2 separate regions of the Homo sapiens genome follow, and region 2 is linked to region 1. The links are chromatin contacts, found by Hi-C or POLR2A ChIA-PET in ENCODE. All regions are on one chromosome and are shown on one strand. The core of a region is the stretch at or near the end of the contact, and the rest is flanking DNA. Distances in the headings are between cores, read along the strand shown. Region 1 holds the start of SVIL-AS1 (SVIL antisense RNA 1). Region 2 holds the start of MTPAP (mitochondrial poly(A) polymerase).

Region 1 (4,517 bases), core at 260-2,759:
TCCTAAGCCTGTGTTCTATCCTAAGTTACCCTTATCCATTATAGAACACAGAAAGACACACAAAGCACACTAGATTCTCTACAGCTTAAGATTAGCCTCACGAATCCTTCATCTCATTAACTAAAACTTTACAGAGGAGATAAACAGTGATTTTTACTATTCATTCAACTAATTTGCACAGAGAAAGAGAGAGGCCAGAAGTCTGGTAAGAAATTCTTACCTTTTGCCAGTATGCCAGGCTTTTGGATTCCTCGGAGATGCTGGAGGAATCTGCATATTTTCAGTAGGATGTGCAGGGAAGGCCTCCTTAAGAAGGCAACATTTGAGCAAAGATCTGAAGTAGGCAAAGAAGCCATTTGGATATCTGGTAAAAGAGCTTTTCCAGATATTTAACAAATAATTTCCTAACTTATTCTACGTTTTATTTTTTGTTTTTGAGACACGGTATCTCTCACTCTGTCGCCCAGGCTGGAGTGCAGTGGTACAATCTCTGCTCACTGCAACTTCCACCTCTTAAGATTCCAGCAATTCTCCTGCCTCCACCTCTTGAGTAGCTAGGATTACAGGTGTGCGCCACCACACCCAGCTAATTTTTGTATTTTTAATAGAGACGGGGTTTCACATGTTAGCCAGGCTGGTCTCGAACTTCTGAGCTCAAATAATCCACCTGCTTAGGCCTCCAAAAGTGCTGGGATTACAGGCATGAGCCACAGCACCCAGCTAAGCTTTATGTGTATGTATTCTTTAATCAAATATCTATTGTATATGACATTAACTGCAGGTATAAGGAGATAAGACAAGATTACGGGTGTTCATTGAGTGCCTGCCATGTACCAGGCACTGTGCTAAGTTTAATGAATGAGGTTTGGTACCTTCACTAATATTTACAACTTAATGCAAGAGGCAAGGTGTAGACATACACCTCCTGCAGTTGGAGTGCAGCAGTTCTTACGAGGAGGAAGAGTTGGTCTGAGGTTGCACCACAAGAAGTTTATATGCACCTGACCTACCTGAAGTCTACACCTCCCTTTCAAGATGAATTAACATGTAAAGGGTGCTCCCCACTCTAACAGAGGGGAAGCCAGCAAGTTAATACCTGATCACACCTTTTATAGAGCACTGTGGTTAACAATCTGCCTTCCCAAAGTAACTCATTTAACCTTCATAACAATAAGAAGCAGTTGTTCTAAGAAGCCTTCGTGTCTCTGTCTGAGATGGAGAAAGGCTCAGAAGGCTGAGCAGTGTGACAAGGTAGAGTTCGACCTAAATTTAAGGTAACAGGATTAAAGCACAGCGCTTTTCGCACAGCAATACAGCTGTTATGAGCATTTGCTGAAATAAAACAGCTTGATATTCTCCTGACTCAGTCCTCTCCCACTGACAAGACAGAAAGAGAGCTGGGTTGAGGTCGGGGCGGATTCAGAGCCCACCGTGTCAGCAAAGACACATAAGGAACTCGCCCTCCGGAAAGACGCGGGGGAATTCTGGGAGTGCGCGGCCTTGGAGCGCGCACATGCGCGGCAGCTCCCGCTGCTGAATAGCTGAGAGGCGCACCCGGGCGGCCAGCTGGGCTCGGAGTGCAGCGGGGTTAGGATGGACGAGGACGTGTTGCACCCTGAAGAGCCTCATCATCGGTGAGAGTGGGGTGGGCAAGTCCAGGTGAGGCGGGCGTGCGGGCTGTGATGAGGGTGGCTGGGCTCTTTCTGCCTCCGTAGCCGCTGTCTCTTGGGCCGCGGTGGGAACTGTCAACCGCTGCAAGTGTCCACGATGGCGGCCGGGCTCGGGCCGGCTCCGCCCGCGCCCTCCTCGGCCTCTGGGCCGCGCTCTCCCGCGACGTTTGCTTTCCTCTCCCCACCCGCGCCTGCCTGTTCCCGGCCTCTGCCACGCCCAAGTTCTCTGGGTCGCTCTCCCTCCTGTGGCGCCGAGAAAACACCATTCCGAGGGCCGCCGCTCGGCCGGCCGGTTTGCTGCGCGGAGCTCAGGGCGTGGCGGGCTGGTTTGGGCCCGAATCCGGCCGGGGGCGCCTCGCCTCGAGCCCCTCGGGGTTCAGGCTGCCTGCCACCCCGAGACCCAGAAGACGTAACTTTCCCGCTTGAGGGTTTCTGTGGGGCCTTCTCTAAATACATAATGTCCTCGGGAAGTTTCGTGATGCCTTAGGACCCATTCCTGGCCTGTTTGGGCGCAGCTTAATGTCGCTTCTTTTACTTTTTTATTAGTCGTCTGTGAAAGAACAGCTGGATCTTGTGAAGTGCTGGAAATTTTCTCTTTAGTGTAAGTGGTCCACGGCTGAAGCAGTCGGACCACCTTTGAAAATAACGTGTAATTGTTATTTCTCATTTTGCCACATCCTGTGGAGACAAAAGATTAGTGTTGTGTCTTTTCATTTTTTATTTTTCTTCTTGGGGAAAATAATATTGACAATGGAGTTGAGTATAAGGTAAGACATGGATCTAGGTGGATGTTGCTAGAGGGTTGTGATTTCATCGAGGTCTTGGAACAGAGTTCAGGTGAAGTCATTCTTGCCATCTGATTATGAGTAGGTTATGTTCAAGGCCGTCCTAATCCTTAAACCACATTTACACTCCAGGGGCTGTAATCAGTTTCATATTTTAGCTATACCTTCTGATACACATATTTTTTTTTTTTTTTTTTTTTTTTTTTTGTGACGGAGTCTCGCTCTGTTGCCGAGGCTGGAGTGCAGTGGCGAGATCTCAGCTCAGTGCAATCTCCGCCTCCCGGGTTCAAGCGATTCTCCTGCCTCAGCCTCCTGAGTAGCAGGGATTTCAGGTGTGTGTCACCACACCCGGCTAATTTTTGTACTTTAGTAGAGACGGGGTTTCACCATGTTGGCCAGGCTGGTCTCAAACTCCTGACCTCAAGTGATCCACCCGCCTCGGCCTCCCAAAGTGCTGGGATTACAGGCGTGAGCCACCGCGGTTGGCTGATACATATCTTTCAAATAACTTGTTATTCATGTAAAATTTTATAAATGGAAGTATCCTTATACAAAGTAGAATGAAAGCTTTCCTCAGGTAACTTTTAAAATTACAAACCTGCACATTCTGCACATGTATCCCAGAACTTAAAGTATAATAAATAAATAAATAAGATTACAAAGTCCTACTTTTTTAGCTACTTCAGGATTTTAAAGCTTACTATGTAATATATTCTGAATTTTTTTTGTATTTTTAAAGTTTGACAATACATTTTTCCAGTATTCCTCACTTAATGTACTCTATGTCTACTGTAGTCAGAGGGGTTTGCACATACCAAGGAATAGAATAATGAAACACTATGGGTAAGCAAACCAGTATGATTTGTGTGTGTGTATAAAAGGGATGAATAAAATTATTTACCTGATCATCTGTTATTGCATGTACATATTTGAGGGTTAAAAAGTTAATATAATAAAAATTGCCTTAATAGGAATTTTATAATCTTGTGATCTTTCTTTTTCATTTCTCTTTTTTTTCCTTGACATGTTGGTTCTCATGTAAGTTCAGGCATATGAAATTGGCATTTTTGAAGTCACGAATGGTTGGTTGTCATTTCTTGTAGTTCAACCCAATACATGAAATTGGGTTGAAATTGGTTAGCACTTTATGTAAATTTATTGCATGGGTGACAAGTTAGGGTGGTTAAAATTTTCTGGAACGTTAACTGGAGTATATAAATGAGATTCGTTCCCCGTCCCCCGTCCCCGCACCACTGCTTTTTTTTTTTTGAGACAGGGTCTTGTTCTGTCACCTGCTGGAGTGCAGTGGTGTGATCACGGTTCACTGCAGCCTTGACTTGCCTGGCTCAATCGATCCTCCCACCTCAGCCTCCTGAGTAGCTGGGACTACAGGGACGAATCACCATGCCTGGCTAGGGTTTTTTATAGAGACAAGGTGTTGCTGTGTTGCCTAGGCTGTTCTTGAACTCTTGAGCTCAGTGGATCTTCCTGCCCTCAATGGATCTTCGCAAAATGCTGGTATCATAGGCATAAGCCACCATACCCTGCTCTACTTTTAAAATTTTTTTTGTAGATGGGATTTCCCTATGTTGCCCAAGCTAGTCTGGAACTCATGGGCTCACGCCATCCTCCAGCCTTGGCCTCTCAGGGTGCTGGGATTACAGGCATGAGCCATGGCACCCAGCTGAGAGTCCCTTTTTAGAATAAGGTCTGTTAAGTGGGATTTATCAGTCTCTCTACTTCACTCCCCAGAAACAAATGTATTTAGGCCTAATCTTTTTTAAACTTTTTCCTCAATGTGTAGTGGTGGATTATCAACTGCTCACTGCAAAATTTTGGCACTGTATTACCTCTTTCGTGAAAGGACTGCATTTAGTGAGAAAGTTGTCTTATTTGTCTGGCTAGATATACATTATTGGCCTATGTGATATGCTATGGAAAAGAACCTTAAACACTTATCTTTCTGGATAAGGTGGGAATAAATGACTCCACTAAAATAGAAGCCTATACTTTTTAAAGTGAGTTAGTACAGAAACATTTGTCATGGGTGTGACCTTAAAGG
Region 2 (4,585 bases), core at 419-2,918, 940 kb after region 1:
GGCTGGGCGCGGTGGCTCACGCCTGTAATCCCAGCACTTTGGGAGGCCAAGGCAGGCAGATCACCTGAGTCTGGAGTTCAAGATCAGCCTGGCCAACATGGTGAAACCCCATCTCTACTAATAACACAAAAATTAGCCAGGCGTGGTGCCACGTGCCTGTAATCCCAGCTACTCGGGAGGCTGAGGCAGGAGAATCACTTAAACCCGGGAGGCCAAGGTTGCCGTGAGCCAAGATCGTGCCATTGCACTCCAGCCTGGGTGACAGAGCAAGACTTCGTCCCGAAAAAGAAAAAAAAAAAACAGTGGGTTTTTTAATTTTTGCCACCGAATAGCTGAGTTTAGCTTGAACTACTCAAGCTACCCTTGGACTACCCTGTTCCCTCATCTATAAAATGGAGTAACAGTTATTTCCTTCCACACCTACGCTACAGGGTTGTTTCATATATCAAAGAGCATATGAACATACTCTCAAATTTAAACACCCATACAAATGTTAAATTACAATAGCTTTTTTGGCAGAATCCTTACTCAAATTTTCAGCGTTACTTAGAAATGTTCAACAGAAGTAGCTTCCACTAAATACAATCCAATCAATATTTGAATGAAATACATAAAGATTTCTCACTGCCTGCCAATGTAAGTCTTTTATACAGTCTGATAAAGACACCAGCTTATTTTAGGGAAAAAATAGCTCCAAGGAATCGTAGAAGTCAATACATTTTGTTTAATAATTTGACTAGAAGTCTAAATTAACTGAGCTAGTGACCTTGCCTAAGTTATTTACCTCTTTGAACCATTTTCTACATCTGTAAAATGGACACAGTGATACATTTCTTGCAAGATCGTTTTAAGAACTGTAAATAGAATACACAAGCTCTTGAGTCACAAGAGAGGTTCAATAACACTGGCTTCTCAATACACAAAGAAGCATATAAATGTAGAACGAACGCGGGACAACAGCCTGTTGCAGTGAATCCAAATCTGTTACCAGACTGATTTGGTTCAAAATGGCCAAAAAGAATAAAGTAAACGGCAGTACATTTCATAGACAGAACCCTATGTCTAGGAACCAAGAATCCTCTTGATTCATCAGGCTACAATATAACTCGGCCTCCAGCAACAACTTAATGTATCAAAATCAGAAATATACGTACACGATGCAGCGACTGGCTCAGGTGTGTAGCATTACTATCATTGGGAACACTATTTCGTCAAACTGTAAAGTGCAAGCAAACTGGGTTCCTGACCTGAATTTCATGGAAGTCTAAACAACTCCATTACTGTACACAGGAGTCGCCCCAAACAAACATCACACATCTCACTTCTGCCTCAGCAACGGCGGCGACCCTGGGTTCCCCTACAGAGATCAGAGGAGAGGAGAGGACAGGACACAGCCCCACCCTCTTGCCAAAGGGTCCACAGCCGTTTCCACAGGCCACGTGTTTCCCCGTGATCCCAGACTCCTCGCCCGCTGTGGGACGGAACTACAGGGCAAACCGGCGCCATCACCTGTCTCCACGCTCCCTGAAGGCTGCTCGTCTCTCCTAAGGTCTTTGGCCACAGTTCCTGGGCAACTCAAAAGCCTGACGATAGGCCGCTGGACTCGAGTTCTTCTCCGGGCACACAGGTTCAAACGGGTCAAGAGCCCCACGCCGGGAACCGCCATTGCTAAAAAAAAAAAAAAAAAAAAAACAGCACTAGCGCGAAGCTGAAAGGTCAGCGCGTTTTCGCGCATGCGTCGGGGGGGAGGGGGGGGGCAAAAGAAATGGGAAGCCTCGAGGGTCAAACTAGGCGAAAGAAGTTCGCTTTTAGAGGAAGAGAGGAAATTGAGGCCGGAAAGAAGATACCTAAGCTTTCAGACATGGTTTACTTCCACAGTCACACAATTTACCAAATGAAAAGTTCCATAGAAGGAGCGCTCCACCTACTCTTGTAAATAGCATCATGAAAATAGAACCAGAGCCCGGGCGCGGTGGCTCATGCCTGTAATCCCAGCACTTTGAGAGGCTGAGGGAGGTGAATCTCCTGACGTTACGGGTTCGAGACCAGCCTGGCTAACATGGCGAAACCTTGTCTCTACTAAAAAATACAAAAAAATTAGCTGGGCGTGATTACATGCCTGTAATCCCAGCTACTTGGGAGGCTGAGGCACGAGAATCACTTGAACCCAGGAGGCGAAGGTTGCAGTGAGCCGAGATCGCGCCACTGCACTTAAGCCTGTGCAACAGAGCGTGACCCTGTCTCAAAAAAAAAAAAAAAAAAAAAGTTAAAATAATGGAAAGGCTTTTAACCTCTCTGAAAGGGGCACCAGGAGCAGGCAGGGCATCATCATCTTCCTTGAACCATGTGAGGACATTTTACAACCTCTGCCAATATGCCTCAATTCAAATTAAAATTCAAGTGGTTTTGCCAGCCCCTCCTCCAAGTGAGAGGTACATACCTCATCTTAAAGCCATACGAAAGGCATTGGAGAGGACTGGTTCAGTCTTCTCATTTTGGACATGAGAAAGTGGGGCACAGATCAGACAACGACTGGCTATAGGTCACACCTGGGGAGTCAAAGTTTAAAGTCAGAGCTCTGCCCTTGATTCAAGGCTCCTCCTCAGTGCCTGTGTCATAACCAGTGGCCCTTGCTCGGGTGCCTGGGAAAAGGACATACGAAACAGTGCAAAGAAGCCTGCAACTGAAGGCAGCCTCCCCGGGGGAATACACTGCTGCTGGAGGCGAAAGGAAAAGCAAGGGGCCTCGCAATCGGAGCGTGAGAGAGGACAAACCAGCACCGGAACTGACTAGCCAGCTCTGTGTTAGCATGGTGCTATTGCCTTGCAGGTATTTTCCTTTTTAATCATCTCAACAAATCTGAGTGATTAAACCCATTTCATGGATGAGAACACGGAGGCTTAGAGACAGTAAGTAACTTGTCTAAGGTGGCCTCATTAGAAGTTGGCTGTGCTGGCTGGGTGTGGTGGCTCACGCCTGTAATCCCAGAACTTTGGGAGACCAAGGCGGGAGGATCACCTGAGGTCAGGAATTCCAGACCAGCCTGGCCAACATAGCGAAACCCTGTCTCTACTACAAATACAAACATTAGCCAGGTGTGGTGGTGGGCACCTGTAATCCCAGCTACTTGGGAGGCTGAGGCAGGAGAATCACTTGAACCCAGGAGGCAGAGGTTTCAGTGAGCCAAGATTGTGCCACTGCACTCCAGCCTGGCAACAGAGCAAGACTCTGTCTCAAAAAAAAAGTTGGCTGTGCCATTTGACCCCAGGTCAGTCCCCAGATCCTGGGCCTTCCACTCGGACACACACTCAAGGCCACCCTCAGGCCACACAGAGTCCTGCCACTCCCACATGGATGTTGAAGAATCTCAAAGTTAGATAGAAGTATATTTGATTTTGATACTTCCAAGGAAAGTCCTGCGTAAGCAATGAGTTTGGGGATGGATGTGAGGACTTTTTAATTTTTGTGGGGGATATTTAATCCCTTTAGCAGAATAAAATGTTCTCCAGCCACTTGGCAGTAGGTACTTTTTTTTTATTTTATTTTTTGAGACAGAGTCTTGCTCTGTCGCTCAGGGTAGAATGCGTTAGTGCAATCTCAGCTCACTGCATCCTCCTCCTCCTGGATTCAAGCAATTCTCCTGCCTCAGCCTCCCAAGTAGTTGAGATTACAGGCACCTGCCATTATGCCCGGCTAATTTTCGTATTTTTGTAGAGACAGGTTTTCACCATGTTGCCCAGGCTGGTCTTGACCTCCTGAACTCAGGTGATCCACCCACCTCGGCCTCCCAAAATGTTGGGATTACAGACGTGAGCCACTGCACCCAGTTGAAAGTAGCTATTTTTATAGAACTATTCTGTCGTAAGGTATTACTTCTAGCTCACTGGCCTGCATCTTCCAGAAAAGAAAACTTTGCATTTAATGTTTAAAATGAAATAAATGCTTATTTTTATAAGGTTGATATGGTTTGCATCTGTGTCCCCACCAAATCCATGTTGAGATATAATCCCCAGTGCTGGCCGTGCGGCCTGGTGGAAGGTGTTTGGATCATGGGGGTGGATCCCTCATCAGTGGCTTAGCGCCATCCCCTTGGTGATAATTGGATGTGTTCTCGGAAACCTGGTTGTTTAATAGTTTGTGGCACCTCCCCTCGATTTTGCTCCCGCTCACTCCATGTGACGTGCCTGCTCCCCCTTTGCCTTCTGCCATGATTGTAAGCTCCCCGAGGCTTCCTCAGAAGCAGAGGCCAGTGCCATGTTTCCTGTACAGCCTGCAGAACCATGAGCCAATTAAACCTCTTTTCTTTGTAAATTACCCAGCCTCAGGTATTTTTTTATAGTGATGCAGGAAGGGCCTAATGCAAAGGCGTACTGTTTTGTTTTGTTTTCAAGCTAAGGTATATTGTTTATGCCTTATTACAAATTTGAGGGATATCAGAAACTGGGGGATACTGTAAGCCCAGCAAGGGGAGGAATACTCTATGGCTTCAAGCCTGGGCTCTCCTGCATATGGGGTTTCACAATGGGAATGGTGCTTGATGCATTCAACTAATACCTTATTTGTAGACATCTGTATCATTTTCAGC

What was found. A loop is a pair of places that touch in the nucleus more often than their neighbours do. ChIA-PET counts read pairs that join two places held with the same protein, here RNA polymerase II (POLR2A). Pooled maps may share reads with other maps.
Region 2: a loop to region 1 is called in a pooled map, with 6 times the contacts of the local background. The contact joins the promoter of MTPAP here to the promoter of SVIL-AS1 in region 1. A Hi-C loop is called at or near these places in 3 of 50 pooled maps. POLR2A ChIA-PET finds 5 or more read pairs at or near these places in 2 of 52 experiments (A549 and WTC11).

Annotation. Positions count from the first base shown.
Region 1 is chr10:29,408,025-29,412,541 of GRCh38, forward strand. It overlaps SVIL-AS1 (SVIL antisense RNA 1), which reads left to right and starts at 1,510. Exons shown (of 3, transcript NR_110927.1): 1 at 1,510-1,634. It overlaps LOC105376474 (a long non-coding RNA gene), which reads right to left and starts at 1,429. Exons shown (of 3, transcript XR_930787.3): 1 at 221-1,429. RefSeq lists a silencer at 1,892-2,031.
Region 2 is chr10:30,347,610-30,352,194 of GRCh38, forward strand. MTPAP (mitochondrial poly(A) polymerase) reads right to left here and starts at 1,669. Exons shown (of 9, transcript NM_018109.4): 1 at 1,510-1,669. The coding sequence starts at 1,666. RefSeq lists enhancers at 149-649, 1,231-1,330, 1,341-1,410, 1,461-1,510, 1,541-1,680.